Regions from separate parts of the Homo sapiens genome. Here region 2 is linked to region 1. Evidence: chromatin contacts called from ENCODE Hi-C or POLR2A ChIA-PET data. All regions are on one chromosome and are shown on one strand. Each heading gives the region's core, a stretch centred on a gene start or an enhancer-like site at or near the end of the contact. The rest is flanking DNA. Distances are from core to core; before and after follow the strand shown. Region 1 holds the start of SVIL-AS1 (SVIL antisense RNA 1). Region 2 holds the start of MTPAP (mitochondrial poly(A) polymerase).

Region 1 (5,050 bases), core at 667-3,166:
TATTAAGGCAATTTTTATTATATTAACTTTTTAACCCTCAAATATGTACATGCAATAACAGATGATCAGGTAAATAATTTTATTCATCCCTTTTATACACACACACAAATCATACTGGTTTGCTTACCCATAGTGTTTCATTATTCTATTCCTTGGTATGTGCAAACCCCTCTGACTACAGTAGACATAGAGTACATTAAGTGAGGAATACTGGAAAAATGTATTGTCAAACTTTAAAAATACAAAAAAAATTCAGAATATATTACATAGTAAGCTTTAAAATCCTGAAGTAGCTAAAAAAGTAGGACTTTGTAATCTTATTTATTTATTTATTATACTTTAAGTTCTGGGATACATGTGCAGAATGTGCAGGTTTGTAATTTTAAAAGTTACCTGAGGAAAGCTTTCATTCTACTTTGTATAAGGATACTTCCATTTATAAAATTTTACATGAATAACAAGTTATTTGAAAGATATGTATCAGCCAACCGCGGTGGCTCACGCCTGTAATCCCAGCACTTTGGGAGGCCGAGGCGGGTGGATCACTTGAGGTCAGGAGTTTGAGACCAGCCTGGCCAACATGGTGAAACCCCGTCTCTACTAAAGTACAAAAATTAGCCGGGTGTGGTGACACACACCTGAAATCCCTGCTACTCAGGAGGCTGAGGCAGGAGAATCGCTTGAACCCGGGAGGCGGAGATTGCACTGAGCTGAGATCTCGCCACTGCACTCCAGCCTCGGCAACAGAGCGAGACTCCGTCACAAAAAAAAAAAAAAAAAAAAAAAAAAAATATGTGTATCAGAAGGTATAGCTAAAATATGAAACTGATTACAGCCCCTGGAGTGTAAATGTGGTTTAAGGATTAGGACGGCCTTGAACATAACCTACTCATAATCAGATGGCAAGAATGACTTCACCTGAACTCTGTTCCAAGACCTCGATGAAATCACAACCCTCTAGCAACATCCACCTAGATCCATGTCTTACCTTATACTCAACTCCATTGTCAATATTATTTTCCCCAAGAAGAAAAATAAAAAATGAAAAGACACAACACTAATCTTTTGTCTCCACAGGATGTGGCAAAATGAGAAATAACAATTACACGTTATTTTCAAAGGTGGTCCGACTGCTTCAGCCGTGGACCACTTACACTAAAGAGAAAATTTCCAGCACTTCACAAGATCCAGCTGTTCTTTCACAGACGACTAATAAAAAAGTAAAAGAAGCGACATTAAGCTGCGCCCAAACAGGCCAGGAATGGGTCCTAAGGCATCACGAAACTTCCCGAGGACATTATGTATTTAGAGAAGGCCCCACAGAAACCCTCAAGCGGGAAAGTTACGTCTTCTGGGTCTCGGGGTGGCAGGCAGCCTGAACCCCGAGGGGCTCGAGGCGAGGCGCCCCCGGCCGGATTCGGGCCCAAACCAGCCCGCCACGCCCTGAGCTCCGCGCAGCAAACCGGCCGGCCGAGCGGCGGCCCTCGGAATGGTGTTTTCTCGGCGCCACAGGAGGGAGAGCGACCCAGAGAACTTGGGCGTGGCAGAGGCCGGGAACAGGCAGGCGCGGGTGGGGAGAGGAAAGCAAACGTCGCGGGAGAGCGCGGCCCAGAGGCCGAGGAGGGCGCGGGCGGAGCCGGCCCGAGCCCGGCCGCCATCGTGGACACTTGCAGCGGTTGACAGTTCCCACCGCGGCCCAAGAGACAGCGGCTACGGAGGCAGAAAGAGCCCAGCCACCCTCATCACAGCCCGCACGCCCGCCTCACCTGGACTTGCCCACCCCACTCTCACCGATGATGAGGCTCTTCAGGGTGCAACACGTCCTCGTCCATCCTAACCCCGCTGCACTCCGAGCCCAGCTGGCCGCCCGGGTGCGCCTCTCAGCTATTCAGCAGCGGGAGCTGCCGCGCATGTGCGCGCTCCAAGGCCGCGCACTCCCAGAATTCCCCCGCGTCTTTCCGGAGGGCGAGTTCCTTATGTGTCTTTGCTGACACGGTGGGCTCTGAATCCGCCCCGACCTCAACCCAGCTCTCTTTCTGTCTTGTCAGTGGGAGAGGACTGAGTCAGGAGAATATCAAGCTGTTTTATTTCAGCAAATGCTCATAACAGCTGTATTGCTGTGCGAAAAGCGCTGTGCTTTAATCCTGTTACCTTAAATTTAGGTCGAACTCTACCTTGTCACACTGCTCAGCCTTCTGAGCCTTTCTCCATCTCAGACAGAGACACGAAGGCTTCTTAGAACAACTGCTTCTTATTGTTATGAAGGTTAAATGAGTTACTTTGGGAAGGCAGATTGTTAACCACAGTGCTCTATAAAAGGTGTGATCAGGTATTAACTTGCTGGCTTCCCCTCTGTTAGAGTGGGGAGCACCCTTTACATGTTAATTCATCTTGAAAGGGAGGTGTAGACTTCAGGTAGGTCAGGTGCATATAAACTTCTTGTGGTGCAACCTCAGACCAACTCTTCCTCCTCGTAAGAACTGCTGCACTCCAACTGCAGGAGGTGTATGTCTACACCTTGCCTCTTGCATTAAGTTGTAAATATTAGTGAAGGTACCAAACCTCATTCATTAAACTTAGCACAGTGCCTGGTACATGGCAGGCACTCAATGAACACCCGTAATCTTGTCTTATCTCCTTATACCTGCAGTTAATGTCATATACAATAGATATTTGATTAAAGAATACATACACATAAAGCTTAGCTGGGTGCTGTGGCTCATGCCTGTAATCCCAGCACTTTTGGAGGCCTAAGCAGGTGGATTATTTGAGCTCAGAAGTTCGAGACCAGCCTGGCTAACATGTGAAACCCCGTCTCTATTAAAAATACAAAAATTAGCTGGGTGTGGTGGCGCACACCTGTAATCCTAGCTACTCAAGAGGTGGAGGCAGGAGAATTGCTGGAATCTTAAGAGGTGGAAGTTGCAGTGAGCAGAGATTGTACCACTGCACTCCAGCCTGGGCGACAGAGTGAGAGATACCGTGTCTCAAAAACAAAAAATAAAACGTAGAATAAGTTAGGAAATTATTTGTTAAATATCTGGAAAAGCTCTTTTACCAGATATCCAAATGGCTTCTTTGCCTACTTCAGATCTTTGCTCAAATGTTGCCTTCTTAAGGAGGCCTTCCCTGCACATCCTACTGAAAATATGCAGATTCCTCCAGCATCTCCGAGGAATCCAAAAGCCTGGCATACTGGCAAAAGGTAAGAATTTCTTACCAGACTTCTGGCCTCTCTCTTTCTCTGTGCAAATTAGTTGAATGAATAGTAAAAATCACTGTTTATCTCCTCTGTAAAGTTTTAGTTAATGAGATGAAGGATTCGTGAGGCTAATCTTAAGCTGTAGAGAATCTAGTGTGCTTTGTGTGTCTTTCTGTGTTCTATAATGGATAAGGGTAACTTAGGATAGAACACAGGCTTAGGATACCTGTAAGCCTGCTTTTTAAGATGGCCCAGCAAGCTGGTCAGTTACAAACTTTGCTGCAGGTCTCTAAAAAAAAACTGGATGAGTTTTCCCTCTTGTCTTGTATGTCCTTGGGAGCTTGATCTTGTAACCATGCTGCCATGCTTTTTCTTTTCACAATGCAGCCCAGGTTCAGGGTACAATTCCTGGCTTGGAAAATGAGTCCTTTTATCTTCTGTCTGTCTATGTATTTAAATGTATTATGTGAGTTATGTTTACATATGAAAGAGCTTTAATTAGTCAATATTTTCACACATAGAATTATGTTCACAAAGTTAATTTTTACAAACCTTCCATAACTTGTTTAAACCTTTAGCTTTATTTTATTTAATTTTAAACAATCCTTTAACCCTCTAAACTAGGCAAAAATTTACATTCCCATGCCTTCTTATAAACTCTTTCCAAAAACACATTTCCTTCTCCTCACACACCTTGCATGTAAGCCTATTTTTTAAGTAGTCTCAATTACATGTTATAATGGTAATTCTTAGCGACTGTCACTTTTGGTGCATAAATTTTCTTTTATAAATCTTTTCACAGCATACACAGACCATCTACAACATGTTTGGACTTTCTGACTTGTCGTAAGCATCCCTATTTTTAAACAACCAGTTATTTTACTTTAGGACAAGAATTTACCATAAAAGATCCTTTCTTATATAAAATCTCTTTTCTTTATAACCTCCTTTGAATAGCTAGGGGGCATGGCTAATTCCATATATCCCCAGGCCTTATTTAGAATTTAATGTCTCTAAAAGAAATTGAACAATTTTTTTTTTTTTTGAGACGGAGTCTCGCTCTGTCGCCCGGACTGGAGTGCAGTGGCGGGATCTTGGCTCACTGCAAGCTCCACCTCTCGGGTAAATTGAACAATTTTTAAAAGTCAAAGAAGCAGTTTATGACCTTAAAGCATTTAGCAAACTTAATATCTGACCTGCATAGTTTAGACCAAATGTTTGTATTTTTAAAGATATTTTTATTTTACCAATAATCTTCAAAACTGTCTTTATTTCCAAGAGATTACTTAAGTCACATGAACTAAAAGGCATTACACTTTTTACTTTCTAATAAAATATTTGATTTAAGCACTTATTATTTTTAAACTAATTATAATATGTCTAAGTATATGTTGTCAATCATAATTATGGTTATTAAGTTATTGTACACCACAGAAATAACCAAATTTCCCTGTATAAATGTGCTAACATAAGTAGAACAAAAAAATTAATTAAATACTAAGAAAATACTTTGCCAAATTTTCATGTTAAACCAGGCGATACGGAAATTGTTTACATGTACAATTTGAACTCCATGGTCCAAGTCAAATTATCTGTAATAACCCATTAGTTGTTGGTGCTATGCACCTAAATTGGAGAAACAACTGGTATTCAAGAGGACATAAAGTCCCATGTTAAGCATAGACTCATGGAGAACCAGGACAGCCACTTGGCCCTTCCTGAGTCCTTAAATGTGTTGTTATTAAAGGTTCTGCATTCCATGACTCATCATGGAACAGATAAAACAATCCAAATTGAATATATTGATGTGATGACTTATAAATTGTGAAAATAGTTTAAAACCAGTGT
Region 2 (5,050 bases), core at 1,449-3,948, 940 kb before region 1:
CCTTTGCATTAGGCCCTTCCTGCATCACTATAAAAAAATACCTGAGGCTGGGTAATTTACAAAGAAAAGAGGTTTAATTGGCTCATGGTTCTGCAGGCTGTACAGGAAACATGGCACTGGCCTCTGCTTCTGAGGAAGCCTCGGGGAGCTTACAATCATGGCAGAAGGCAAAGGGGGAGCAGGCACGTCACATGGAGTGAGCGGGAGCAAAATCGAGGGGAGGTGCCACAAACTATTAAACAACCAGGTTTCCGAGAACACATCCAATTATCACCAAGGGGATGGCGCTAAGCCACTGATGAGGGATCCACCCCCATGATCCAAACACCTTCCACCAGGCCGCACGGCCAGCACTGGGGATTATATCTCAACATGGATTTGGTGGGGACACAGATGCAAACCATATCAACCTTATAAAAATAAGCATTTATTTCATTTTAAACATTAAATGCAAAGTTTTCTTTTCTGGAAGATGCAGGCCAGTGAGCTAGAAGTAATACCTTACGACAGAATAGTTCTATAAAAATAGCTACTTTCAACTGGGTGCAGTGGCTCACGTCTGTAATCCCAACATTTTGGGAGGCCGAGGTGGGTGGATCACCTGAGTTCAGGAGGTCAAGACCAGCCTGGGCAACATGGTGAAAACCTGTCTCTACAAAAATACGAAAATTAGCCGGGCATAATGGCAGGTGCCTGTAATCTCAACTACTTGGGAGGCTGAGGCAGGAGAATTGCTTGAATCCAGGAGGAGGAGGATGCAGTGAGCTGAGATTGCACTAACGCATTCTACCCTGAGCGACAGAGCAAGACTCTGTCTCAAAAAATAAAATAAAAAAAAAGTACCTACTGCCAAGTGGCTGGAGAACATTTTATTCTGCTAAAGGGATTAAATATCCCCCACAAAAATTAAAAAGTCCTCACATCCATCCCCAAACTCATTGCTTACGCAGGACTTTCCTTGGAAGTATCAAAATCAAATATACTTCTATCTAACTTTGAGATTCTTCAACATCCATGTGGGAGTGGCAGGACTCTGTGTGGCCTGAGGGTGGCCTTGAGTGTGTGTCCGAGTGGAAGGCCCAGGATCTGGGGACTGACCTGGGGTCAAATGGCACAGCCAACTTTTTTTTTGAGACAGAGTCTTGCTCTGTTGCCAGGCTGGAGTGCAGTGGCACAATCTTGGCTCACTGAAACCTCTGCCTCCTGGGTTCAAGTGATTCTCCTGCCTCAGCCTCCCAAGTAGCTGGGATTACAGGTGCCCACCACCACACCTGGCTAATGTTTGTATTTGTAGTAGAGACAGGGTTTCGCTATGTTGGCCAGGCTGGTCTGGAATTCCTGACCTCAGGTGATCCTCCCGCCTTGGTCTCCCAAAGTTCTGGGATTACAGGCGTGAGCCACCACACCCAGCCAGCACAGCCAACTTCTAATGAGGCCACCTTAGACAAGTTACTTACTGTCTCTAAGCCTCCGTGTTCTCATCCATGAAATGGGTTTAATCACTCAGATTTGTTGAGATGATTAAAAAGGAAAATACCTGCAAGGCAATAGCACCATGCTAACACAGAGCTGGCTAGTCAGTTCCGGTGCTGGTTTGTCCTCTCTCACGCTCCGATTGCGAGGCCCCTTGCTTTTCCTTTCGCCTCCAGCAGCAGTGTATTCCCCCGGGGAGGCTGCCTTCAGTTGCAGGCTTCTTTGCACTGTTTCGTATGTCCTTTTCCCAGGCACCCGAGCAAGGGCCACTGGTTATGACACAGGCACTGAGGAGGAGCCTTGAATCAAGGGCAGAGCTCTGACTTTAAACTTTGACTCCCCAGGTGTGACCTATAGCCAGTCGTTGTCTGATCTGTGCCCCACTTTCTCATGTCCAAAATGAGAAGACTGAACCAGTCCTCTCCAATGCCTTTCGTATGGCTTTAAGATGAGGTATGTACCTCTCACTTGGAGGAGGGGCTGGCAAAACCACTTGAATTTTAATTTGAATTGAGGCATATTGGCAGAGGTTGTAAAATGTCCTCACATGGTTCAAGGAAGATGATGATGCCCTGCCTGCTCCTGGTGCCCCTTTCAGAGAGGTTAAAAGCCTTTCCATTATTTTAACTTTTTTTTTTTTTTTTTTTTTGAGACAGGGTCACGCTCTGTTGCACAGGCTTAAGTGCAGTGGCGCGATCTCGGCTCACTGCAACCTTCGCCTCCTGGGTTCAAGTGATTCTCGTGCCTCAGCCTCCCAAGTAGCTGGGATTACAGGCATGTAATCACGCCCAGCTAATTTTTTTGTATTTTTTAGTAGAGACAAGGTTTCGCCATGTTAGCCAGGCTGGTCTCGAACCCGTAACGTCAGGAGATTCACCTCCCTCAGCCTCTCAAAGTGCTGGGATTACAGGCATGAGCCACCGCGCCCGGGCTCTGGTTCTATTTTCATGATGCTATTTACAAGAGTAGGTGGAGCGCTCCTTCTATGGAACTTTTCATTTGGTAAATTGTGTGACTGTGGAAGTAAACCATGTCTGAAAGCTTAGGTATCTTCTTTCCGGCCTCAATTTCCTCTCTTCCTCTAAAAGCGAACTTCTTTCGCCTAGTTTGACCCTCGAGGCTTCCCATTTCTTTTGCCCCCCCCCTCCCCCCCGACGCATGCGCGAAAACGCGCTGACCTTTCAGCTTCGCGCTAGTGCTGTTTTTTTTTTTTTTTTTTTTTTAGCAATGGCGGTTCCCGGCGTGGGGCTCTTGACCCGTTTGAACCTGTGTGCCCGGAGAAGAACTCGAGTCCAGCGGCCTATCGTCAGGCTTTTGAGTTGCCCAGGAACTGTGGCCAAAGACCTTAGGAGAGACGAGCAGCCTTCAGGGAGCGTGGAGACAGGTGATGGCGCCGGTTTGCCCTGTAGTTCCGTCCCACAGCGGGCGAGGAGTCTGGGATCACGGGGAAACACGTGGCCTGTGGAAACGGCTGTGGACCCTTTGGCAAGAGGGTGGGGCTGTGTCCTGTCCTCTCCTCTCCTCTGATCTCTGTAGGGGAACCCAGGGTCGCCGCCGTTGCTGAGGCAGAAGTGAGATGTGTGATGTTTGTTTGGGGCGACTCCTGTGTACAGTAATGGAGTTGTTTAGACTTCCATGAAATTCAGGTCAGGAACCCAGTTTGCTTGCACTTTACAGTTTGACGAAATAGTGTTCCCAATGATAGTAATGCTACACACCTGAGCCAGTCGCTGCATCGTGTACGTATATTTCTGATTTTGATACATTAAGTTGTTGCTGGAGGCCGAGTTATATTGTAGCCTGATGAATCAAGAGGATTCTTGGTTCCTAGACATAGGGTTCTGTCTATGAAATGTACTGCCGTTTACTTTATTCTTTTTGGCCATTTTGAACCAAATCAGTCTGGTAACAGATTTGGATTCACTGCAACAGGCTGTTGTCCCGCGTTCGTTCTACATTTATATGCTTCTTTGTGTATTGAGAAGCCAGTGTTATTGAACCTCTCTTGTGACTCAAGAGCTTGTGTATTCTATTTACAGTTCTTAAAACGATCTTGCAAGAAATGTATCACTGTGTCCATTTTACAGATGTAGAAAATGGTTCAAAGAGGTAAATAACTTAGGCAAGGTCACTAGCTCAGTTAATTTAGACTTCTAGTCAAATTATTAAACAAAATGTATTGACTTCTACGATTCCTTGGAGCTATTTTTTCCCTAAAATAAGCTGGTGTCTTTATCAGACTGTATAAAAGACTTACATTGGCAGGCAGTGAGAAATCTTTATGTATTTCATTCAAATATTGATTGGATTGTATTTAGTGGAAGCTACTTCTGTTGAACATTTCTAAGTAACGCTGAAAATTTGAGTAAGGATTCTGCCAAAAAAGCTATTGTAATTTAACATTTGTATGGGTGTTTAAATTTGAGAGTATGTTCATATGCTCTTTGATATATGAAACAACCCTGTAGCGTAGGTGTGGAAGGAAATAACTGTTACTCCATTTTATAGATGAGGGAACAGGGTAGTCCAAGGGTAGCTTGAGTAGTTCAAGCTAAACTCAGCTATTCGGTGGCAAAAATTAAAAAACCCACTGTTTTTTTTTTTTCTTTTTCGGGACGAAGTCTTGCTCTGTCACCCAGGCTGGAGTGCAATGGCACGATCTTGGCTCACGGCAACCTTGGCCTCCCGGGTTTAAGTGATTCTCCTGCCTCAGCCTCCCGAGTAGCTGGGATTACAGGCACGTGGCACCACGCCTGGCTAATTTTTGTGTTATTAGTAGAGATGGGGTTTCACCATGTTGGCCAGGCTGATCTTGAACTCCAGACTCAGGTGATCTGCCTGCCTTGGCCTCCCAAAGTGCTGGGATTACAGGCGTGAGCCACCGCGCCCAGCCAGTAAAACTCACTTCTAATTCCAAGACTATACTCTTCATTTACTGTAGCTTTGCTATTTTTCTTTTTTAAGGAAATGTTTCATTTTGTGTCATTAGAATAATACGACTAAATATTCAGGGATTCTTGCAGGAAATAACAAAATCCTCATTTGGATGTCTTTACCATTTTAAAGAAGGACAGTTAAGTACACCTTATACTCACCTAGAAGCATGTGATTTTATAATTGGAAGGAACTTGAGAAATATCCAATTCAGTTTTTCATTCAGTGTGAGGATTCATTACCAGTTTATAGCAATAAGGAACATTGTTGCATAAATCAGTCAATTCCATTTTTGGTCAGCCTCTAATGGTTGAAAAATATTTATAGTGAGCTAAAATCTGTTAATTTCCCATTTCCAGGTTGGTCTTAGTTTTGACATAGGTTTCATGTTAGTAGTGGAAAGAGCTGTAGTAGAAAGACAATAAGAGTACATGGTGTATTATTCGGGATTCTTTCTGATACAGGTAACAGAAACTAACTCAAAATAGCTTAAGTAGAAAAGGGAGACTATACCAATCTGTGTAACCAAACTCCAGAAAGAGACATATATCATACTTTAAGGTCAATTGGTTTGACGTGGTCAGTGTGAGATATTTTCATTTTCCTTAGCTGTTTTTTGGTGGCCTTATAATCTTGGGCTCTT

Evidence for each region. Hi-C counts contacts between places; a loop is a spot of excess contacts on that map. ChIA-PET counts read pairs that join two places held with the same protein, here RNA polymerase II (POLR2A). Pooled maps may share reads with other maps.
Region 2: a loop to region 1 is called in a pooled map, with 6 times the contacts of the local background. The contact joins the promoter of MTPAP here to the promoter of SVIL-AS1 in region 1. A Hi-C loop is called at or near these places in 3 of 50 pooled maps. POLR2A ChIA-PET finds 5 or more read pairs at or near these places in 2 of 52 experiments (A549 and WTC11).

The regions. Positions count from the first base shown.
Region 1 is chr10:29,406,400-29,411,449 of GRCh38, reverse strand. SVIL-AS1 (SVIL antisense RNA 1) reads right to left here and starts at 1,916. Exons shown (of 3, transcript NR_110927.1): 1 at 1,792-1,916. It overlaps LOC105376474 (a long non-coding RNA gene), which reads left to right and starts at 1,997. Exons shown (of 3, transcript XR_930787.3): 1 at 1,997-3,205; 2 at 4,005-4,048. RefSeq lists a silencer at 1,395-1,534.
Region 2 is chr10:30,346,926-30,351,975 of GRCh38, reverse strand. It overlaps MTPAP (mitochondrial poly(A) polymerase), which reads left to right and starts at 2,698. Exons shown (of 9, transcript NM_018109.4): 1 at 2,698-2,857. The coding sequence starts at 2,701. RefSeq lists enhancers at 2,687-2,826, 2,857-2,906, 2,957-3,026, 3,037-3,136, 3,718-4,218.